Regions from separate parts of the Homo sapiens genome. Here all the other regions are linked to region 2. Evidence: chromatin loops called from intact Hi-C (ENCODE). Cell type or tissue: heart left ventricle. All regions are shown on one strand. Each heading gives the region's core, and the rest is flanking DNA. Links, peaks and the distances in the headings are about the cores only. Region 1 overlaps CPNE5 (copine 5). Region 2 holds the start of MIR3925 (microRNA 3925). Region 3 has its middle 11 kb from the start of CPNE5.

Region 1 (8,044 bases), core at 1,630-6,629, 200 kb after region 2:
ACTTACGTGGGTCGGACTTGGAAAACATGTCTTTGTCCAGGAGGTTCCTGAAAGAGGGGGAGAGAGGAGGGGTTAGCACGGCCAGCTGAGAGGAGGCGACCTCAGGGGATTCAGGCTGTTACCGAGACCCAGAGGCTGCCTCTGGCCTGGCCTCAGGCAAAACAGTTCCACAATCGTTTATTAGGCTTCATTAAAAGCCAGGCACTGGGCAGGCCCTGGAGGTTCCTCAGCCCACCTGCCTAAGGTGTGCAGAACTCCCTACCTCCCACCCCTATCATCACCACAAGCACTCCGGGTAGGTGCCCTGGTCTTGGTGCCCTGTGTCGCACAGCCACTCACCATCGGGGGATTTCCGAAACTGCCCAATGTCTTAGCCCTTTCTAGAAGCTCTCCTTTAATCACTTCTCTGCTTCTCAAAAAAATAAGATAAAGCAATCAAAACATATCCACCTACTCTCCCATTTTCTCAAGGCTCTACTTACAGCCAGTTTATTCGATGGTCTCATCTGTACTGATAGATTAATGAATTACACCTCCCAGGGGAAGCCGACTCATTTGGACAAGGTCCTTCTGTGGTCAAGACCAGGGCTAACACATGGCTCTGATAATCAGACTGGACGGCACAGCAGCAAGATGATGGACACAACATTTGGGGACAGAACGGTCTTTCAACAGGTGCTAAGCTCCCCTTGTCCTGCCTCCATGCAATAAAGGCTCCCATTTACTGAGCCCCGGCGATGGGTCAGGCAGTGCGCTGTTTTACAAATATGAGCTCCCGATTCTCATGCTGCCCTACAAGGTTGATCCTAGGCAGGTATTGTCCCATCTTACAGATGTGGAAGTGGAGGGGAGAGGAGGGGAGGATGGGCAGCCTACATCCTGCACATCTGGTATCCCTCGTTTCACAGCGACCTGCTGCCATTGGGAAGCAAGACAGCCCAGTGGAAACGCAGTCTCTGGCTGGGAAGTCATTCAACCTCTCTGAGCCTGTTTCCTCATCAGTACAATGAGACGGTAGTATCAGTCTTGAAGGCTGTTGATGCCCTGCATGGATCCCCTCAGCCCTCACAGTTCCTGTACACATCCATGGTTTCCTCTTGTGTCTGTTTCTCTCCTGCGGGCTTTCTCGGGCAGGCTGTCTGCAAGGGCCAGAAAGTTTATGCTCCCAAAAGGCCGCACTCAACCAACAGGAAGGGGCTGGAGGACTGACTGCTCAGCTTCTTCACTCACCCTGGAGACAGCTCTGCTCTACAGTCTCTCCGAAGTGCCAGAGGGACTGAGCCCCAGGGGCCGCCAGGAGACCTACCCATGAACACATCCCACGCTGACCAGGTCTTCCCTTCCCTGCTTCCCCTGTAAGCTGCCAGACAAGCCCTTCCTGCCTGTGCGGCTACTCCTGCCAACACTGCCCTCAAGTCTTGGTTCTTTTCCCAACCATCTCAGCCTTGTCCCGCCTCCCTTCCGGAGGTCCCAAAGGATCTTGTCACCTTCCTTCTCTACTCCCACAACCCCCCACAGGGGCCTCTGCCCCTTGAACTGCTTTTCTGGAGAAAAGAAACAGTCAACACTGGTCTGTGTTGCTTCCCGAAAGCCAACTTCAAATATCAGAGCTAGGCCGGGTGTGGCTGCTCATGCCTGTATTCCCAGCACTTTGGGAGGCTGAGGCATGTGGATCACTTGAGGTCGGGAGTTCGAGACCAGCCTGGCCAACATGGTGAAACCCATCTCTACTAAAAATACAAAAATTAGCCCGGCATGGTGGTATGCGCCTGTAATCCCAACTACTCAGGAGCCTGAGGCAGGAGGATCACTTGAAACAGGGAGGTGGAGGTTGCAGTGAGCTGAGATCGCACCACTGCACTCCAGCCTTTTTCAAAACAACAGCAGCAGCAACAACAACAAAACAAAACAAACAAATGTCAGAGCTAGATGAGGCCCTGAGGAGGATCTGTTCCTCTTTCTCCTCCATGATGGGGACATGAAAGACCAGGGAGAGGCAAAGGGCGACCGTGGCCCACAGCAAGCAGTGGTAGAGACAGAAAAGTCTAGAAGGAGGCCTTACCCTGAGTCAGTGTCACCAAAGCCCTCGGCAGTGACAGCCTGTCGGGCAACTTGACCCCATAATCAACCCTACCACTCATGCCCCACGCCCTAAGGTGGGAGCCAAAAATCAATCAACAGATGGACAAACGCAACAGCAGCCTGAGGCCTACACATGGCATCCTCTGGTGCCTGGGGAAGCCCCAGATTGCATTCATTAATACCCCCAGCTCCAGTCCCTGAGCAGATTCCTAGAGATGCCCCCAAGAGAGGAATTCCCAAATGGCTTCAGGAAACCAGTCCCTGGAGAACTCTCACCCCTCCCCAACTCCAGTCTCTACATCCAGGGGCCACTCCCCAAAGGCAGCCACCCCCAACTGGGCCTCCCTGACCCCACAGGCAACCACCTCTCTCCTGGCCACCACTGGCCCCTCCACCAGACCAGACCTGCTCCCAGTCAGCTGTCATTTCGGAAACCATCTGATAAACCTCCCAGCCCTCCACAGAGAGCATCAGATGAACGATAAACAAGGCATCTCTGAGAAGTAGGCAGCAGGGGCTGCACGTGAGACACCACTTCTACATACAGTCATTCACACCGAGGCGGGCTGACTTCCCTGGGCCGACATTCTCATCCTGAAGTGTGCTAAGTTTGGGGGTAGGGGTGTCTATCTTGATTTAAACAAAGGACAAATGCCTTGAGACCAAAGGTGACTCTACAGTGGTGGAACCTGAGGCACAGTGAGGAGCTGAAAGTGATAAGGAGGAGGGGGACTTCTCTACTAAAGCAAGCGCTTTAGGTTTATCTTTGAATTCTATAATGAAATTCAGCAATGACATAAAATCCTCGAATGTTCAAGCTGGAGAGGACCTCAGAGGTCACCTTTCCCAACTCCTTTACAAATCAGGACTGTGAGACTCGGAAGGACAACGCTTAACTCCTCCAAGGTCTGGGTCTCCTCCAAGTGTGGCTCTAGAACTCGGATCTGGTCATATCCAGGCTAGGGAGAAAGAGAGTGAGGCCCTGGATATCAGCCTAGATACGTGTGTGTGTTTGCGTGTGTGCATGCGCATGTGTTATGGGCGGTGGGAGGGGGAGGTCTTATCCTCAAAGACAAGTAGATGGGGCTTTCCCTGGTCCTGCCCACTTCCCAGCTGGGCTAGAGGCACACAGCTAGACTAAGAAACAGAATCTAGCCACCTGGCTCCTTGCCTGGTGACCTCAAGACCCTCACCGAATCCTGGGACAAGGGTCACCCTGGCAACCAGCACCCCAGGATAAAGCAAACCCTCTCTTCCCCACTCTGCTGAAATTATTCTTGCCATCCTTCCAGACTATTCCTGTCCTTCCTCAGTTTTGCCTTTCCTGGACACTGATGGACAGCTACTTCCTCTCCTCTCCCCTGAGCTCTCTCTGGCCTGGAGTGTGCAGCCCTCTGACTCGTAGGACCCCATTACATACTCTGTACACGATCGGTTGCAAAATCATGGGTGTATCTGTCTCTCACACTGGCTGTGCATGCCTCCATGGCAGAGTTTCCCACCCTGCCACAGGCCAGCCTAGCACCTGAGTCAGAGTAGTGGCCTGGCAAGCTGGATGGATGAAGGACGACCAAAAAGAATGGCCAGATGGGTGAGCGAAGCCCGTATCTCCCCACCTGGGTGGCACACGGTCAAGCTCAGGGACGGCCCCTTGCACTTCCTCTCAGCTGTGGCATGTAGTAGTTAAGTGCATGGGCTCTGCAGTCAGACAAGCTGGGTTTGCTCACCTTGTGCCTCAGTTTCCCCATCTGTAAAGTGGGGGGTGGGGCACAGTAAAAATAGTTCAGGGCTGCTGTGGAGATTCGATATGTGGAGCACCTGGGACCTCGTCAGCCTTGTCAGACAGGTCAGCTGTCGTTGGCCCGGTGCTGAGTGGAGCCGTCACTCTCCCGGTGGATGCTCAGGCACACTTGGTGACAAGCGCAGCACAAGCAATCTCCACCCTCACAGGTCCAAGGAAGAAGCCCGCCCCCAACACACTCCCAGGGCTCCCTGCTGAGTCCCTTCCCCAGCTCAGCCCCTCTTCAGCCTCCGTTCCATTCCCCACTCTCAGCCTTGAGGACCTTCTGCCTCTCGCCTATGTCCCTGCGCCCTACACCCTCTGATCCCACACCTCGTCCACACTTGCCTCCGTCCATCCCTCTCCCTAACTGCCTGTCCAGACAGAACCCTCAGAGCCTGCTAAACCTCCTACCTTGGCTTTGGACGGGTGGCTTCACCCCGTGAACAATGGGCCTCGCACTTCTGGGGCTCACCCCTGCCCCGGGGTATAAAATGGCAGTTCCTTGGGCTCTGTTCCAAGTCTGGCTGTGTAGGTCTGAAGCAGGGCTCCAGAGGCCATGTTTATCCAAGTGGCCGCCAGAGATCCCCCTATTATGTCTCTGATGGCAGCCGTCCAAATACCACATGTTGAGACACCGTCTCTTAGGGCCTCAGTTTCCCCCGCTGCAAAGGCACAGACCACAACACACACACGTGTAGCACCAGAAGTTTCTTCGAGGTAAAGCGCCTTCCCCACTGATCCTCACCATGATCCACTGAGGACTTCCAGGCCCAGGGGCAATGAGTCACTTGCCCACAAGCACACAGCCAAAAGCCTGGGGGAGGAAACCGGGTCTTCCGCCCTGACGAAGGGCCCGAGACACCAGGGCACAGACAAGACCAGACCACAAGTACTTTTTCTCCACTTTCTTTCTTTGGAGAGCACAAAGAGAAATTTTTTTTAGCAGGAAAAACGTATTTTTTTTTTTTCTAAAAGAGCATACAACCCTTCCGCTGTCTGCACAGCAGCCTGGAGCTTGGCTTCTTTTGTTCCTTAAATCAAGGCCAGGAAGCAGAGCCAAGAGCCCCTTTCCTCCCTGCTTCCCCTTGCGGAATCATTTCCAATTCAGTGGCAGTGAGAAAATGGTCATTCATTGGGCTGTGAGGTCAGAAGTCTCCAAGGCCCCAGCAAGGACAGAAAACACTGGAAGGGCAAAATGAGAGCCCTTGGCAGGTGCTAAAGGAGGGGCCACAGGGTAACACCTCCCATCTGGGGGAGCTTAAGAAAGAAGCTGGGCACATGTAGTCTTAGCTACTCGGGACTCCAAGGAGGGAGGATCACTTGAGCTCAGGAGTTCGAGACTAGCCTCAGCAACACAGTGAGATTCCATCTCTAAAACAACAACAACAAACCAAAAAAAAAAAAAAAAAAAAAGAAAGGTATGGGTAGAGGCTGGGGTGTACCATCCGAGAGGGAGATACAACCCTGCACTCAGGGAGCCCGGTCTGACCAGGAGACATAGCCTCTGCCTCAGGGAATCCTCAGCCAGAAAGGCATATTTGCTCTTGAGCTGAGATGCTGGGTGAACTGACCATCACGCATCCCTGGTTGTCTCTAAACAAAGCCCAGAAGTGCTGCATCAATGCACTGAGCAAAGGCTTTGGCTTCAGCATAGAAAGAAACATTTTCCTGGGGCAGGACCCATAATGGAGGTCATGGGCCCCCAATAGGCAAAGTATGGCATATTGGTATATACGGATACCACATATATGGATACATTCTTCTGGAGAGCTTTCATTAGCTACCCGAAGACATTCATGAGTCTAAAAAGCTCAAGAAAAGGTGGTGTATCTTCTTCCCAACAACTCACCCTAAGCATCCGTCCAACCTTGGGGGTGAAAAGTGGGGGCATTGAGAGCATAGACTTCAAGCTTCATCTCTGAATCCAACACCCAACTCTGTCCCTTACTTGCTATATGACCTCTGGCATGTCATTTAGCTTCTCTGTGCATCAGTATTCCCATTTGTAAAGAAGGGCTAATAACAGTCCCCCCCTCCCAGGAGTTTTGTGAGATTAAACTCACATAGTAAGTTGCAATGCAGTGCCTGGCATACAATAAGTGCTCAACAAAGGCCTGTGGAGAATGAAGATGGCACCTAAGAATGCTCCATATTCCCCCCTCTCTTCTCCCTAAAGCTTGGCTTTAGCAGGACCCAAGCCCTACTACCCTTGCCCACCACTGCTGACTGGTTGCATAGCCTTCCTTGAGGAGAGAGTGGGGACAGGAGAGCCAAGGTCAGGTAGAAACGGGAATCCTGGCTGGGCTTGGTGGCTCATGCCTATAATCCCAACACTTTGGGAGGCTGAGGCAGGAGGATCACTTGAGGCCAGGAGTTTGAGACCAGTGTGGGCAACATACGGAGACCCTGTCTCTAAAAAAAATAAACAAAATTAGCCGGGTGTGGTGGTGTGTATCTGTAGTCCCAGCTACTCAAGAGGCTGGGGTGGGAGGATCTCTTGAGCCCAGGAGGTCAAGGTTGCAGTGAGCCGTGATCACACCACTGCACTCCAGCCTGGGTGACAGAGCGAGACCCTGTCTCAAAAATAAATAAATACATAAATAAAGAAACAGAAGGCTGGGCACGGTGGCTCACACCTGTAATCCCAGCACTTTGGGAGGCCAAGGTGGGTGGATCACTTGAGGTCAGGAGTTCGAGACCAGCCTGACCAATATGGTGAAACCCTGTCTCTCCTAAAAATACAAAAATTATCCAGTCATGGTGGCAGACACCTGTAGTCCCAGCTACTCGGGAGGCTGAGGCAGGAGAATCGCTTGAACCCGGGAAGCAGAGGTTGCAGTGAGCCGAGATCACGTCACTGCATTCCAGCCTGGGTGACAGAGTGTGGCTCCATCTCAAAAAAAAAAAAAAAAAAAAGTTGAGTGTAGGAATTGCAAAAAAAAAAAAAAAAAAATACCCAACAGGAATCCTGATGGTCCCACAGAGGCCCCTGAGGTACTGACCAGCGTCACCCCATTTCTGCATGGAGCAATTTGCATAAACATCTGGCAAATGGAGTGGGAGAGAGATGACACCCAACAAGTATATAATCTGTGCCAAGTCCTTTGTCATGTACTTAGCCTGTGACACTCTATTTACCCTCCATATCAACGCCAGAAAGTAGACTTTGCTCCCATTCTATAGGCAAGGCCACAGAGGCTGAGCGATGTGCCTGATGTCACCGGCTTGTCAAGAGGCATGCAGAAATGTGAACTCTGAACTCTGAAGCTCAAGCTCATTTAAAGGTGCCCTGGGGAGTGCTTGCACTACCAAAGCCAAGGACTCCCAAAGCCCCATCTGGGCCAGCAATGCTCCGTCTTATCCTCACTGTCCTGCTTCCCATCCTCAGCCTCTCGGAGCTGCTCCCAAACAAACGACTGAAGAGGAGAATGGGAGGGTTTCCCATGTCCTCCTGCCCAGCTCCCAGACCTAAAAGGCAGAAGTAATCCGAGGAAAGCAGGGCGGGAGCTGGGAGGAGAGAAGCCTTGGCACCTAGCCCCTGGCACTTACCCATCTCCCCTTTCAGATCCTGTTCTCACCCGCGTGCTCTGCTTCCCTGCCAAGCAACCTCACCAAGGTCTAAAAAGCAATTTTCACATGGCTTAAAGAGCTCTCCTTCCTGGGGCAATTTGCATTTTTATTGTTATTAATTATTGTAATAATTGTCCCTCTCACACTACATGGCCAAGGGAAAAGAGCAGGAGCTCTGGCCTCAGATGCTTCTGAGCTGGAGTCCCCACATGGCGACATGTGGCCCTGACAAGGTGCTTCATCTCAGTTTCCTCATCTGGGCATGGGGTCACATACCTGCCTGTGGAGTTGCTGTGAAGTCAACAGCTTCAAACAGAAACGTAGGAAGCACACTCAATTCCTCTCTTTCCCTTATTCCCCCTCCTGTCCCATCAGCAAGTTTTAAATGTTTCTACTTCAAAATATATCCCAGATCTGTCCACTCCTCCCCATGCCACCATCAGTATCATCTCTCACTTGGAGGCCTCAGTAGTCTTCTGCCTAGCAATGTGCTTCCATGCCTGCCTCTCTCTACCCTTCATCAGTCCCTTCTCTTCACGATGACCAGAATTCTTTTTATTTTATTTATTTTATTTTTTATTTTTTTGAGATGGAATCTCACTCTGTTGC
Region 2 (7,974 bases), core at 2,975-7,974:
GACTGGACACGATGCTGCTATTTAATAATAAACTTTTTTGATCTTAAAAGAATCCAGAGCAGGTCCCCCAGGAGCAGGTTCGTGGCGTATCACCAGTGGGGAAGGCTTTTCTCAGAGGCTCTGAGGCAGTGTCTCAAGAAAGGGGGGAGGCTCCGCTTTCTCAGAGTTGCAGTGCTCACCTTGCTGCTGCTGCCACACATCTGTATGCGCCTTCCTGGTACATCACCATCACCACAGGCTCTCATGATAGTGAGGGCTTGACTCCTTCGGGAACCTCAGTCTCCCCAGCTGGAAGTAGGAGCCATAATGCCTCCCTTTCAGGCTTGTTGGGACAAAGAGATGAGGTCACATAGGTGAAGCATCAGCAACTGTGCCTGGCACAGAGGAGGCCCTGAAAGTTGCCAAGCTCAGCGTTTTCCTTCACATCAGCTCTGCTCCACCCCCTTTAATTACTCACTTTTATAATAATTCAAAGGTAACCCATGACCATGGTAGAAAAATTAGCACATATAAGCAAAAAAAGGGAAAAAAGTGATTCAATAGCTTCTGGTTTTTCTAGCCTTTTTCTTTATTCTGGGTGCTTGGTATGGGAAGTTTCTTCATTTGTGTTTAGAGGGTTTTGTAGAGATGATATCATGGTCCCACTTTGCAAACGAGACAATTGAATTCCAGAAAGAGGAAGTGCCTTCCCCAAGGTCATGCAGATAAGGTTAAGCTGGGTTGAAACCCACAGCTTGAGTCCAAGCCCAGCACCAGAATATCAGGACCACAGAGGCATTGCACACAGGTGGGTCACAGATACCTGTCCCTGAAAAGCTCATGATACGGTATTTTCCTTGAAGGACTTAAACATTCCCCACTGAAAACATCCTGCTTTGTGACTTGCCCCATCCTGAAGTCCTGGGAGTGGACAGTTTGTGAATAAACCACCTGACTAGGTGAGGGCTGTCGGCTCCTGAGTTTTGCTCCCCCAGAGACACTGAGTATGCACCATCCGTGGGCTTGCCAGCATGAAAGTGCTATCATTGTGGGCTTTCCCTTCACATTTTTTTTTTTTTTTTTGAGACAAGGTCTTGCTCTGTCACCCAGGCTGGAGTGCAGTGGTGCGATCTTGGCTCACTGCAACCTCTGCCTCCTGAGTTCAAGTGATTCTCCTGCCTCAGCTTCCCAATAAGCTGAGATTACAGGTGCGTGCCACCATGCTCGGCTAATTTTTGTATTTTTATTAGAGACAGGGTTTGGCTATGTTGCTAAAGGCTGGTCTCGAACTCCTAGCCTCAAGTGATCTGCCCGCCTTGGCCTCCCAAAGTGCTGGGATTATAGGCATGAGCCCGGCCTCCCCTCACTTTAAAGGATGCTCCTTACCTGTTTTTGCTTTCTTCTGGTCTTTCCTGTGGCAACTGTTGTGGGGTTCCCAGCAAATATTTCAGTTTTTTCCTAAAAGAAGTAAGCGTGCACATTTCACTGGCTAAAGTACACTCTTGTGTTAAAATTCTGCATTGAAAATGGGTGAAGTCACCCTGGCAACATGGCAAAACTGCATTTTTACAAAAAATACAAAAATTAAGGCCAGGTGTGGTGGCTCACGTCTGTAATCCCAGCACTTTGGGAGGCCGAGGCAGGCAGATCACTTGAGGCCAGACATTCGAGACCAGCCTGGCCAACATGGCGAAACCCTGTCTCTGCTAAAAATACAAAAATTAGCCAGGCATGGCTGGGTGCGGTGGCTCATGCCTGTAATCCCAGCACTTTGGGAGGCTGAGGAGGACAGATCATGAGGTCAGGAGTTCAAGACCAGCCTGACCAATATGGTGAAACCCCGTCTCTACTAAAAATACAAAAATTAGCTGGGTGTGGTGGCACGCACCTGTCGTCCCAGCTACTTGGGAGGCTGAGGCAGGAGAATCGCTTGAACCCGGGAGGCAGAGGTTGCAGTGAGCCGAGATCACGCCAATGCGCTCCAGCCTGGGTGACAGAGCAAGACTCCATCTCAAAAAAAAAACCAAAAAAACAAAAAAGCTGCGTGGTGGTGCACGCTTGTAATCCCAGCCGCTTGGAAGGCTGAGGCACAAGAATCACTTGAGCCTGGAAGGTCAAGGCTGCAGTGAGCTGTGATGGCGCCACTGCACTCCAGCCTGAGTGAAGGGCAAGACCCTGTCTCAAACAAACAAACAAAAATCAAAGGATGAAGTCACGTAGATTTTGGGCAAATTGTTTTCCAAAATCTGTTAGCATAATTCTACAGAATGTCAAAAAGATAAAGACATCCACCAGTAAACCCTAATTGTTTGATGGTTGTAAGTAGTCACTTGAGATGTGACCGCAATAGGGGCCTGCCCATGGGGAAGGTGGCATACCCACCCATCTCCTGTGCCAACATGGCGTCCCTATCTCCTGGTAGCCCTGAGGCGAGGGTCAGGTGAAGGAAGTTGGGATCATCATTTACTCAGTTTGCCTATCTGTAGAAAGGGGGTATTTGGGCTGAAGGTGGCCTGTAACTCACAGGATGATCTGTCCCCTCTTCACACTGCACCCTGCAGTGAGGGGAGCAATGACTGAGTCAACCACTGCTTTAGGCAGCGGGGGTCCTTGATAAGGAGATAAGTTTGCCACACTGGGACTGATGGTCCTCAAGTTCTTTTCCAGCACCGATATTCTAAGATTCGGTGACTCCAGAAAAGCAATAAGGCCGTTGTGAGGAGGGCAGATCCAGAGGATGATCTTCCTGGAGGGGAGGGGAAAATGTTCAGTGCATACAGTGGGTAATGGTTCATCTGAGGTGGCATCAGACTGTACAACAAGCAGGGATTGTTCTGCAGGGTTCAGGCGACTGTTAGTATTTGATCAAGATTGGAATAGTCTCCTAAAACCTACTTGATCCTCACAGAAAAGTTCCTATCCCCATTGTGCAGATGTGGAAACTGAAGGTTAGAGATAGAAAGTTAGACCCTAGGGTGAGGCAATGGATGGCTAGGACTAGAACCCAAGGCAGGCTCCTAGGGCTCCTGCTTTTCCAGCACGCATCTACCATGCATATGTGCTACTACCAGGCCTGGCGCTAGGATTCACATCACTTTAGAGGCTGCTTGGTGAACATGGGCACCCACAAAAGCCCTGGAGAAGGCAGGTTCTTTCTCAGGAATGGCCAGTGGGTGTGAAGATCACAGTGTGGGAGAAAGATCAAGGAGGACTGAGGGCCACCCGACCAGGAATCATCTCCAGCAGCCTGTGGGTGACCGCTCGTCATCCAGATCAGCATCAGGAAGGTTCTGCACAACACCTCTAGGGAACACATGGGGATCGAGGTCCTGTGGCCGTCTTGGGGTCTGAAGATCTAGATTTAGCTTCTGGCAGTATCATGATGCAAACCTGGGCAAGTTGTTTTGTTCCCTGGACCTTGGTCTCTTCATCAGTGAAATGGAACTAATTATATTACCTCATAGGGCTATTATAAGGCCTAATAAAAAAAAAAAAGAAAGCATCCATAAACAATGTTTACTGAGCACTAGTAGTGCCAGGCACTCTTCACTTGTATTAACCCATTTGATCTTCACAAAAAATATTTTCTTTTTTGTTTGAGACGGAGTCTCCCTCTGTCGCCCAGGCTGGAGTGCAGTGGCGTGATTTTGGCTCACTGCAGCCTCCACCTCCCAGGTTCAAGTGATTCTCCTGCCTCCGCCTCCCGAGTAGCTGGGATTACAGGCGCCCGCCACCACACCCGGCTAATTTTTTGTATTTTTAGTAGAGACAGGGTCTCACCATGTTAGCTAGGATGGTCTCGATCTCCTGATTTCATGATCTGCCTGCCTCGGCCTCCCAAAGTGCTGGGATTACAGGCGTGAGCCACCGCACCTAGCCCACAACAAATTTTAGAGAGTAGGTACTATTGCTGTCCCCATTTTAGGAAACACAGAAGTTGGTTCCAGCCACAAGGAAGTGGCTTCATCCATCATCAAGAAGTTGATTCCAGCCCACGTGGATGGCTTTGAGGAGTTCAAGACTTTAGTGGAGGAAGTGATGAAAGATGTGGTGGAAATAGCAAGAGAACTAAAACTGGAGTCTGGAGATGTGACAGGCTCCACTTTCAGTTCTCTTGCTATTCCCACATGACCATGGTCCAGGATCCTGAGTTTATGTTCAGGAAATAAGACTCAGCGAAAACTTGCAGTCACTTTCATAATCATTAATGCAGAGATTCTCAATAAATTCTTAAGGCTCCACCACGCTCCAACATAAAGTAACACATTCAGTTTGTTACAGAAATGGTAATAAGGCAACACTATGCAATACTATGTGTACAATGCAGCACTTTGCAGTACCAAAATCCATGCCTACAAAGCACTGCACAAGAACACATACAAATAAAGGATATAGTAGAATGGCTGCCTGTGGGGTGGGGGCATGGAAATGACAATGGAGTGAGGGGGGAATACATGAAGCAAGAGGTGACTAGTCAGGACCAATGATGACAGCCAGCCATCACCTGGGGAATAGGAGGGACTCATCCCACTGCACCTGAGGACTAAAAATAAAATGGAATGGAAACAAGACCCTGGGTGAAATCACTCGGCCTGAAATACACTGGCCCTGGGCTCAAAGAGGAAAGGTGGGGACACATCCTGGGCTGCCTCATCAAACCAGGAGCCTGCAAGAGCATCCCTGTGTGTGTGTGGAGGGGGTGAGGACAAAGGGAGGGTCAACCACACCCAGTTCTGTGAGCTCAAACACCAGACTAAAGGCCACAGGCAGACCCTCCAAGGCCTCAGGGAAGGAGTGAAGAGAAAGGCCTGGGTGGTCAGTGTCAGAGGCGGCACAGTCACATGCTGTCATGCCTATTTCACCAAGGTTTAGCCAAATGCACTATTAGGGTGTCAAGAAAATATGGATATAGGGCAACAATCCTGTGATTGTATGATGACTGTAGGCTTGATCATCATAAGGGTCCTGCCATATGCTGGTCCAGTTGGCACACCCACCCATCTCCTGTGCCAGTGGAGTGTGCCTGTGAAACAGCAGTCAGCTCTTCTGGTGGCCCTGAGGATCGGGGTGAAGGAAGAGTGGATCTTCATTTAGTTAGTTTGCCCCTCTGCAGGAGGAGGGGAGTTGGATACAGACCTCTCCTAACAACCCGCCTGGCTACTGGAACCTTCCTGAGAAATGTGGTTAACCTCTGGGCGCAGAGCCAGCAGTTCTAGGCTCCCGTCACAAGGGGGCAGGATGGGGAAGAAAACAGGTTCTCAATTCCAGGCCTTGGACCTGTCAGGTTTGCTGGCAGGGGCAGGAAGGAGGGTGGGGTCGGGAGTGTGTGGTGGTTGATGAGGGATCCAACCATCGTTCCGCAAGAGCGGCTTGTTTATTAAACATGAAATGAGGGAAAAGCCTAGTAGCTCCATTGGATTGGGAAGAATGGCAAAGAGAGACAGGCGTCATTTTCTAGAAAGCAATCTTCACACCTGTTGGTCCTCACCCATTGAATGTCCTCACCCAATCTCCAACACAGAAATGAGTGACTGTGTGTGCACATGCGTGTGCATGTGTGAAAGTATGAGTGTGAATGTGTCTATATGGGAACATATATGTGATTGTATGTGTGTAACTATGTGTGACTGGCAGCGTGGGGAGTGCTGGTTGGAGTGTGGTGTGATGTGAGTATGCATGAGTGGCTGTGTGTATGACTGTGGCGGGAGGCGGAAGGGGAGAAGCAGCAGGCTCAGGTGTCGCCAGAGAGGCTGGGAGGAAACTATAAACCTGGGCAATTTCCTCCTCATCAGCGAGCCTTTCTTGGGCAATAGGGGCAGAGCTCAAAGTTCACAGAGATAGTGCCTGGGAGGCATGAGGCAAGGCGGAAGTACTGCGAGGAGGGGCAGAGGGTCTGACACTTGAGGGGTTCTAATGGGAAAGGAAAGACCCACACTGAATTCCACTTAGCCCCAGACCCTGGGCCCAGCGGTGCCGGCTTCCAACCATACCAACCATTTCCAAGTGTTGCCGGCAGAAGTTAACCTCTCTTAGCCTCAGTTTCCCCACCTGTAAAATGGCAGAAGTAACCAAGCTTACCTTCCCGGCAGTGTGTGAGGATGAAAAGAGCTATGTACGTGATGCACTTAGAAGAAGGTCTAGGGTGTGAGTGGTACTCGTCTGGTGGGTGTGGAGAAGACATTCTAGGCAATGAGGACTGGGGAGAGCCTGGCCCATGGCTTCCACTCAGCAAGGTCAGTCTCTTGTCCTCTGCACTCCCAGCCTTCCAGAGAGGACCTTCCCAACCAGCACTCCCCACGCTGCCAGTCACACATAGTTACACACATACAATCACATATATGTTCCCATATAGACACATTCACACTCATACCTTCACACATGCACACGCATGTGCACACACAGTCACTCATTTCTGTGTTGGAGATTGGGTGAGGACATTCAATGGGTGAGGACCAACAGGTGTGAAGATTGCTTTCTAGAAAATGACTCCTGTCTCTCTTTGCCATTCTTCCCAATCCGATGGAGCTACTAGGCTTTTCCCTCATTTCATGTTTAATAAACCTTCCCAATGGCGAAATGGGCTTTCTCAAGAAGTGGTGAGTGTCCCATCCCTGCGGTGGGGACAGGGGTGGCAGCGGACAAGCCTGCCTGGAGGGAACTGTCAGGCTGATTCCCAGTCCAACTCCAGCTTCCAACACCTCATCCTCCAGGCAGTCTTCATTCTTGGCTCTAATTTCGCTCTTGTTTTCTTTTTTATTTTTATCGAGAACTGGGTGGAGAGCTTTTGGTGTCATTGGGGATTGCTTTGAAACCCTTCTCTGCCTCACACTGGGAGCTGGCTTGAGTCAACTGGTCTCCATGGAATTTCTTTTTTTAGTGTGTAAACAGCTAAGTTTTAGGCAGCTGTTGTGCCGTCCAGGGTGGAAAGCAGCCTGTTGATGTGGAACTGCTTGGCTCAGATTTCTTGGGCAAACAGATGCCGTGTCTCTCAACTCACCAATTAAGAAGCCCAGAAAATGTGGCTTGGAGACCACATGTCTGGTTATGTCTAGTAATTCAGATGGCTTCACCTGGGAAGCCCTTTCTGAATGTCAAAGCCATGAGATAAAGGACATATATATAGTAGCTAGGGTGGTCCACTTCTTAGGGGCCATCTCCGGAGGTGGTGAGCACTAAGTGCCAGGAAGAGAGGAAACTCTGTTTTGGAGCCAAAGCATAAAAAAACCTTAGCCACAAACCACTGAACATTTGTTTTGTGCAGGTTCTGAGTCCAGGGAGGGCTTCTGAGGAGAGGGGCAGCTGGAGCTGGTAGGAGTTATGTGAGATGGAGCAAGGGCCCTTTAAGAGGTGGGAGCAGCATGAGCAAAGGCAGAGAGGTGGTAATGTATAAGGTATGTCATGGGAAAGAGTTTGGCTGGAACAGAGTTTACAGAATAGAAAAATTCAACACTATTAATTGAGCCTCTACTACGTGCTCGACATTGTTCTAGTCACTGAGATAGGTTTGGTATACAAAACAAAATCCATCCTCTATGGACATTTTAGTGACTAACAACAATATAAATAATAAAAGTGAACAAAAGCTCAAAACATGCCAGGCACTATTATTTATTTATTTATTTATTTATTTATTTATTTTTTGAAACAGAGTCTCGCTCTGTTGCCCAGGCTGGAGTGTAGTGGTGCGATCTCGGCTCACTGCAAGCTCCGCCTCCCGGGTTCACACCATTCTCCTGCCTCAGCTTCCCGAGCAGCTGGGATTACAGGTGTGCACCACCGTGCCTGGCTAATTTTTTTTGTATTTTTAGTAGAGACAGGGTTTCGCCATGTTAGCCAGGATGGTCTCGATCTCCTGACCTCGTGATCCACCTGCCTCGGCCTCCCAAAGTGCTGGGATTACCGGCGTGAGCCACCGCCCCCGGCTCCAGGCACTATTTTGAGTATATATTTATTCATTTAATCCTCAAAGCACCCGCATGAAGTAGTAGCATTGTT
Region 3 (7,544 bases), core at 2,545-7,544, 230 kb after region 2:
AAAGTGCAGTGGCGTGATCTCAGCTCACTGCAACCTACACCTCCCAGGTTCAAGCAATTCTCCTGCCTCAGCCTCCTGAGTAGCTGGGACTACAGGCGCCCGCCACCATGCCTGGCTAATTTTTTGTATTTTTAGTAGAGACGGGGTTTCACCACGTTAGCCAGGCTGGTCTCAATCTCCTGACCTCGTGATCCACCTGCCTCAGCCTCCCAAAGTGCTGGGATTACAGGCGTGAGCCACCGTACCCGACCTTATTTTTTAAATTGAATTTAATGTTTTAAAGACAAGATCTCACTATGTTGCCCAGGTTGGTCTTAAACTCCTGGCCTCAAGCAATCCTCCTGCCTCGGCCTCCCAAAGTGCTGGGATTACAGATGTGAGTCACCACGCCTGGCCTCCATCACATATTTAATCCTCACAATAAGCTCATTATCCCACTTAACAAAACTGTACTCCTCTGTACCATGTGCTGTGCATAGTTCACCATGAGGGAGAGAGAGAAGAGGGAGACACAGTCTCCTTAGAAGCTCAGTCCAGTGGGGTTACAGCGTAAATTTTGAGTTTATGTTCTGGGAAATATGTAGGAGAATAATGGGCATTATTTGCTCCATCTTTTCAGATAAGGACACTAAGGCCCAAAGTAGTTCGGTAATTTAATTTGCCCAAACTCACACAGGTCAGTGGCAGAGACAGGGTGCAAACCTAGAACAATGTATGACCAAAGCTGCTGTCTTTGCTCCTTAGGACAGTGCCTCTGCTCCCTGACCTGACTCAGGGGCCTGTCCAGAAGCCTCAGCCTCTGCCATGGCCCAGGCCCAGATCTGAGCCCCTCACACGTCTGCAGTGCCTAGCCCAGCACCACAAGATCTGTGCCCAGGCTGTGACCCTTCCACTCTTCACTATGTCCAAGTGTAGACATCCCAGTCTGTAACCTCCCCCACTCCTGCCCTCATACACATTTAACCCAATATTTAGCTTAATATTGTCAGTCATGGGATTAGAGGCCTCAGTCCTGCAAAGGACTTTAAAGATAATCCAACTCGCCTAGATTTTACAGATCTGGGAACTGAGGTCTAGAGAAGGAAAGACATTCACCCAAAGTTGTTTTGTTAACAAGCAGTAATTAGAGCAAATAGCTCATAGGCACGCTGATTAGAATCAGTCTCCTGGATCCTTCCTTCCTTCACCTCAGCTACTTCAAGGGGGGATGGATTGCCTTGACTTTCTGTCGATTGATAAGCAGAGATGTGCCATCTGTGCCATTTGGCACAAGGAAGACCAAAGTGACCTTTCACCGCCCCACCCTCACTACCAGGTATATCCAACTGGAACCAGCCCCATATGGTTGCCCCTGGGCCTTTCTTCCTGCCATTTCCTCTCTGCCCGGCCCAAATCCTAACCATGTTTCAGGTACCATCTCTTCCAAGAAGCTAGCCTGGATTCTCGCAGTCTAACCGAGTTTCTTTTTCCACTGAACACCCAAGCTCTTCACTTTGGTGGATGTTTCCCCTTTCTCCCTTGGCAGGGGATGTGTCCTGATGGCAGGGACTGGGCCTTCTTACCCTGGTCCTCCACAGCCTGGCCTTTCCCAGCCTCAGCCTCAGCCTCCTTCTCTTTCTTTGTGCTGGGTTTAATTTCATTTAAGTACATTACCCGCCAAGCCAGCCAGTCTACTCGTAGGCCTCCTGAACTCTCTCTCTGTCCATTCAATGTAAACCCATTTCCTCTTGTTTCAGCATCTTGGGAAATGGAAAATGAGTCCTCACATTTCTTCGGATGCTTAAAAGCAAACTAGGTCCCACCCTGAAGTCTCAGCCTCCCAACACTTGATGCCTTCCTGATTGGCATCAAGGGCGGAGACGGAGCAGCTGATTTTCACGTGGGCGGCCTCTCCTTTCTCTCCTGCTCCAGCGGCTGTGAGGGTTATCGGCTCAAGCTGCAGGACTCCGCCCCTCCCTCCCTCAGGCCATGTGTGTGGGAGGGGAAGGGAACTGACATTTCACTCCAGCCCTTAGATTCTTTGTCACCACTGCTCCTTGGCACCTGCCTCCCCTGGCTGTACCTGTACCGGGGCAGCCTGAGAAGCCACCGAGGGTGAAACACTTCTTTTCTTTTAAGCTCTAAATTCATTTTCATGCCAAGCTGCTTGTATTTGCCTGCCTGGCTGCCGAAGGTAACTGAAATGTGCACAAAATGCCACAAGCCTGGCTTTGTGCGGAAGCTTAAGTCCCGGTGGCCCTGCCCCCAGGGCTCGCCTGCTCGCTCGCATCTCCAGCAGCCCGCCGAGATTTCCTTGGGTTTTATTAGCTCTGACCCTACACTGGGAGAGGAACTCATCAGACACACTTCACATCTTGCCTCCTCCACCTCTGGCTAAGAACCGTCGCCCCGATTACGGGAAGTATTTGTTCCCCAGTTCTCTGATAATTCTGTCAGGAGCCTGCGTAAGGCTCAAGTGTCAGGCTGCAGGAGCTGCTGCTGACAGCCCCTTGGAGGCAGCTGGCCTGCGGAGGGGGCCGGCGGGGGAGTTTGCAACAGAGTGCCGGGTTCTCTGGTCTCTTCCTCCAGCTTAAAAATGGGGTTAATAATATAACCATACTACCATTCCTTCCAGAGTTGGTATGAGATTCCAATTAGATGAGGATGTACTGGGAGCTCCCTGGGAGAAAAATACTATTATAAAATCATAGAGGTTTAAACTAGATGCAGTTAGAATGAGAGTCTGGGCCTCTCATTCTACAGATGGAAAAACTAAGGCTTGGGAAAGGAAGTTACCAAAGTCAAAGTCAGACAGTGACTAGTCCTGGCTTGAAAACTAGTTTCCATATTTTTTCAGCTGGAGGGAGGAGGGGAAAAAGAACGGCAGGGAAACCATCCCTGTGTGAATTAAGAGTGCAACAGAGGGAAAGAACAGACTCCTAGCTCAGCCCCGCCAAGGCCCAGACAACTAAGGCGGTGCCTTCATCTATGAAACAGACTCATCTATGAGAGGGGCATTGTGATGCCCTGTCCACAGCTCTTCAGAGAGGATTAATGGAATAATATGTATAAAGTACCTGGCACGTCGTGAGCTCCCCAAACACAAATTCCTTCCCTTTTCTTATTTGATCTTAAACAGCATCACAAATGCTTTCAAAAAGGGAAGCACAAAGGAAACATTTCCTTCGGAGCCGAATGTTGCCCCCAAAATCACGAACTTCGAACTCCCTTTCCTTTGAGGGCCTTTCTTATACAGTGAAATTGCCACTTGCCCCCGTCAGTGTAATGAGGAAGTAGAAATATGACTTCTCTCTCCTCTCCACTATTTCTGCTGTATAAGAGCTTCCTCACAGGTATGCAGGGCAGCAGCTCTTAATGGAGCTGTGGCCAGATCCTCACGGAGAGGAAAGCGATTTCTATGAGATTAGCTGAGTGGTGAGGATAATACAGTTATGATCCAATAAACATCCTGATGAGGGTCATTTGTGTGCCCTTCCTCCTGCTGCGCCTCCACAGGCCTGGTTCAGGCTCTGATTGGAAGGAGCGTAGAGACAGCTGAGGCTAGGGCCAGCCAGTCAGTTTGGCCTGGGGACACGCTAGGATGGAGAAGTCAGTTGAACAACCCCAGCCAGTAAGGCAGGAGATTCAGGTTCTAACCTCTGCCCTGCCACCAGATTATTCCTTTCCTGCACCTCATCTTTCTCCTCTGTATGTCAAAGGTGGAGATCATAGGAAAAGAGCAGAACTTGGGATCCAAATTCCCCATATTCAAGCCCCAGCCCTGCCTTTTATTAGCCATGCAAGGTCCGGCCCTTTATTCCATCCATTCAGTCTGTACAAGGCTTTGTGCTACTTGCCTTTGGTCTTCAGTTTGCTCATCCAGGAATGGGCATAATAATACCAACTTCAGAGGCTGGTTTGGGGGATTAAGAGAAAAATACGTACGAGGAGCATCCACAGACCATGAAACACAGAAGGGACAATAACTTTTTGCTTTCCTCTAAGGTTCCTTTTCGTTGACTTTCTCTGATTCTTTTAAAATATTTGCTGGTGGTGGATGTATAAGAGGAGCTCCAAAATTACTTGTTGAATGAATGAATTCAACTGTAAAGCAGAATATTAAACAGCCAAGAGGGAACTAGCCCTTTAGAAGGTACGCTACAGAACCAGGACCTGGTCACAGGACTCAGCCAACCTTACCATGCACGGAGGGCTCCTCCATCTAGTCCCGTAGACAAAAAAGAAGGCCGGCCAGCCCGTGTCAACGGAGCACGTTTACAGGCTCATTCTGTGCCAGGTGGACATCTCAACTCTACCCTCTCACAATCTGAGCAGTTGCTGGCTTTCCACAACCAAGAAATAGCAGGCAAGTCTTAGTAACTCATGAAAGGTTTCTGCAGGCTTCTGCCTTTGAAAAAGCTGCAAGGCTAAACTGTATTCACAGCGGCCTCTAGTGGCAAATTTCCAAAATAGCATGCTAAATGGAAACTTGGCAGCTGGAGGAATCTTCTCAGAATGACCTAGATTCCCAAACTGGGGGCTAGTTCAAATCTTCCCTTAATGAATGAGCGCTCCAAGTTCCAGAAGTAAAGTGATTCATCAAAGGTCACAAAAAGGCCTCACATCCCTCAGTCCATAAACCTTGCCCACAACTGGCCATCTGTGGTTTCAGATGCAATTAAGGATCTTGAGTTATCCATTTGGAAAAACAATCGGGAACCCAATTCCCAAATCAGGCCAAGCCAACCTTAGAGTGAGACCCTAACATGTTTTCTTCCCACTTTGCTTCTCTCTCATCTGTAAGAGTGTTGCTGGAAGATCCCCTATCTTGGTATTTACCTAAAAAGTAGTAACTCACTCTTTAGGCAACAGGACTCTGAGACCACAAAGTGCTTCTTTGTAAGCGGTAAACTCCACCGCTTTAACGTGCTTTTCAATGCTTCCTCCTCCACATGTTGCAAGAATATGGTGCCAAAAGGGGCCCCAGTGATGGCTCTGACTGGCTTGAGGATCTGGGGGCAGCAATCGTGTTTGTGTGGGGAAAGCTATTTTGACATATTCTGGAGACACAATCCAAAAATACATCAGGCTGAGGACTTCCAGAGAGCTCAGTGGAAAGGCTTGGCTGCCATACCAGCTGAAGCCTGGGTTTGGAGAGTTGGGGTACAGCAATTTCTACAAGAGGATCTCAATCTTTTTCTGATGGAGAACATTTTATTTGATACATTCAGCAATAACCTCAAATTACTACACAAGGTGCTGGGAAGACTTACAGAGGGGAGTAAGACAAGGTCCTTGTTCTCAGAGGTTAGCCCAGTGGGAGGGAGAAGCTGTGAGGTGAGAGGCTGAGACAGGTCAGGCTGTGTATATGTCGAGATGAAGAGGTAGGACAGGTGTGTGGTGGCTTCAAGGGCCACTGGTAGTAACAACAACTAGCATTTTGGGGGTGTTTTCTAAATGCCAGTTCCTGTTCTAAATACCTGTTCTAGCTCATTTAATCTTCACAATAGCCCTTGAAGTTTGGCCCATTATTCTCATTTTATAGTGGAAGAAACTAAAGCACAGAGAAATTAAGAAACTTAAGTTCATGCTGCTGCTAAGTGGTGGAGCTGGGATCTGAACCCCGACAGTCAGGTTCCAGAGCTCTTTCCCCCAATGTCATCTTTGTTGATGCTCTTTTCCCTGCATTTTCTGTGATGTCTACTGATCACCCAATCTCACCCACCCTGGTGTCCACACAAGGTATCTCAGTGCCACATACCAGGGTCTGAAGTCCATGTTGTACTGCTGTGGGAACAGAACACTTTCATAAAGCTCAATCCCAGTAGCCAAAGCCAGCAGCTTATGTTAAAGCTCATCGTGTGCTTTGAATCTCTTCACTCTTCCAAGACCACCAGGATGAGGTGGAGAGCTCTGCTCCAGGAGGCATAAGATTGGTTCATGGTCCTGACTGCCCTTGCTCTTAGGGAAACCCCCCCTCCCCAGTTTCATGTTGGACAAATGTGACCTCTAGGACCTCACTACTCAAAGGGTGGTGTCTGGACCGGCAGTCACCATCTCCTGGGAGCTGGCGAGAACTGCAGACTCTCTGGCTGAGTGCTGAGTCAGAAGCTGCTTCCTAACAGGCTCCCTCAGTGATTCCTGCATGTAGTCATGTGAGAAGCCCTGGGCTAGGGCCCTTGGGCCATATTCTTTATAGTCTGTGTGCCAAGCTTCTCTTATCCATCATCCCAGGGGCACCTGTTTGAAAGCCTTTTCCACTGGTGTATCTACTTCCAACTTTAAGCCTTCTCCAAATGTCTAGAATCTCTTTCCCTTCCCCCACGAGAAGCAGCAGAGAGCTGTCTCTCTCCTGTGCCTTGATGAGCCCCCCATGGTCCTCCACACCTATCTTCAATAATCCCCATCCAAGTTTTAAACTTATCCTTGTTTTCTCCTGATAAGCCAGGAGAAAGCTCACCACCCTCACCGTGATGAGATGTAACAAAAATGAACTATCTCTAGTACACCCCACTTTTATGAGACCTGTCTCAATGGTACTAATCCTGACAGGATGTAGACACTCATATGACCAAAGAATTAAGCAGGATTCCTTTTAGATGAGCTTCCCTTATAAGGAAACGGGAACTTCTACAACTCTGGCTAACTGGCAGAACCACAAATTGTGAAACAATTCAAGCTTCACTCTCTGAGGTCATATCCTCTATGAAAACTGGTATGTGCCCACGTGACTGCCTTAGCATGGATTTGGTGTCCCTTTCCAAAAACAAGGAACTGTGCCTGTGTGGCTCTCCTCCCAAGGCATGCAGAACCTTCTTTGCTTCAGAGTAGCCATGATACGTTTCCACCACGCCTGTGCCTTGGATGAAAGTGGAGATTTTCAGGATTACGATTCTGGGAGGTTAGTGAACAGGTGCTATTCCTTGCTCTCAGAGGCAGATCCAATTATGTCCACCCAGTTCAGGCTGAAAGAAATACATTTCTATTTTTTCCAGAGTGTAGAACACTACTTTGCATACAAAAACCATCTCTGGGAAGTTACAAAGTCATTTATATGGTTTGTTGTTGGGTTTTGCTTTTTTGCTATTGAGAGAAAAGAGAAAGGTAGAGAAAGAGGTTGAAGGTAGGGAAGGCTTGGGGAACAGAACCTTGTTTGGCCATTCCATAAAGTAAATCACCATTTCCAAAATTGATAGAGTAGTAAGAAACATTAAAGTTATAATCCCCTCTTCAAGGAGCTACCAGCTTAAGGAACCAAACACCACAACATATACTGCCTCTGGTCCCATAATAATGTGCAGGTGGGCTCTCTGCAAATTCCAGGGATGGTGCAGGTCTCTTAGCACATACACCTGGTTCACTTACAGGTAATCCCCCCAACATGGTTTGGCTCTGTGTCCCCACCCAAATCTCATCTCGAATTGTAATCCTCTGTGTCGAGGGAGGGATCTGGTGGGAGGTGACTGATCATGGGGCATTTTCCCCCTGCATGCTGTTCTCACGATAGTGAGGGAGATCTCATGAGATCTGATGGTTTAAATATGGTGGTTTCCCCCGTGCTCGCT

Evidence for each region. A loop is a pair of places that touch in the nucleus more often than their neighbours do. Peaks named below come from ENCODE experiments on the same cell type or tissue, not always from the same donor. Only the 100,000 strongest peaks of a DNase experiment are listed, where the experiment ranks them.
Region 1: a loop joins it to region 2, with 2.7 times the contacts of the local background. A loop is called at or near these places in 3 of 110 quality-filtered maps.
Region 3: it touches region 2 in a loop (2.6-fold over the local background); 41 of 110 quality-filtered maps call a loop at or near these places.

What each region holds. Positions count from the first base shown.
Region 1 is chr6:36,823,052-36,831,095 of GRCh38, forward strand. CPNE5 (copine 5) reads right to left here. Exons shown (of 21, transcript NM_020939.2): 2 at 7-47. Among named protein-coding and RNA genes, the nearest start is that of CPNE5, 12 kb to the right of the region's middle. RefSeq lists a silencer at 2,462-2,756. In heart left ventricle, for the core only: no CTCF peak of the experiment used is centred there; DNase peaks (open chromatin) are centred at 3,651, 4,180 and 4,680; H3K4me3 peaks cover 628 bases; H3K27ac peaks cover 3,922 bases.
Region 2 is chr6:36,618,407-36,626,380 of GRCh38, forward strand. MIR3925 (microRNA 3925) reads right to left here and starts at 4,106; the gene lies at 4,030-4,106. In heart left ventricle, for the core only: CTCF peaks have their summits at 5,199 (motif pointing right) and 5,402; a DNase peak (open chromatin) is centred at 5,195.
Region 3 is chr6:36,846,883-36,854,426 of GRCh38, forward strand. No RefSeq gene overlaps it. Among named protein-coding and RNA genes, the nearest start is that of CPNE5, 11 kb to the left of the region's middle. In heart left ventricle, for the core only: a CTCF peak has its summit at 4,428 (motif pointing left); no DNase peak of the experiment used is centred there; H3K4me3 peaks cover 10 bases; H3K27ac peaks cover 2,404 bases.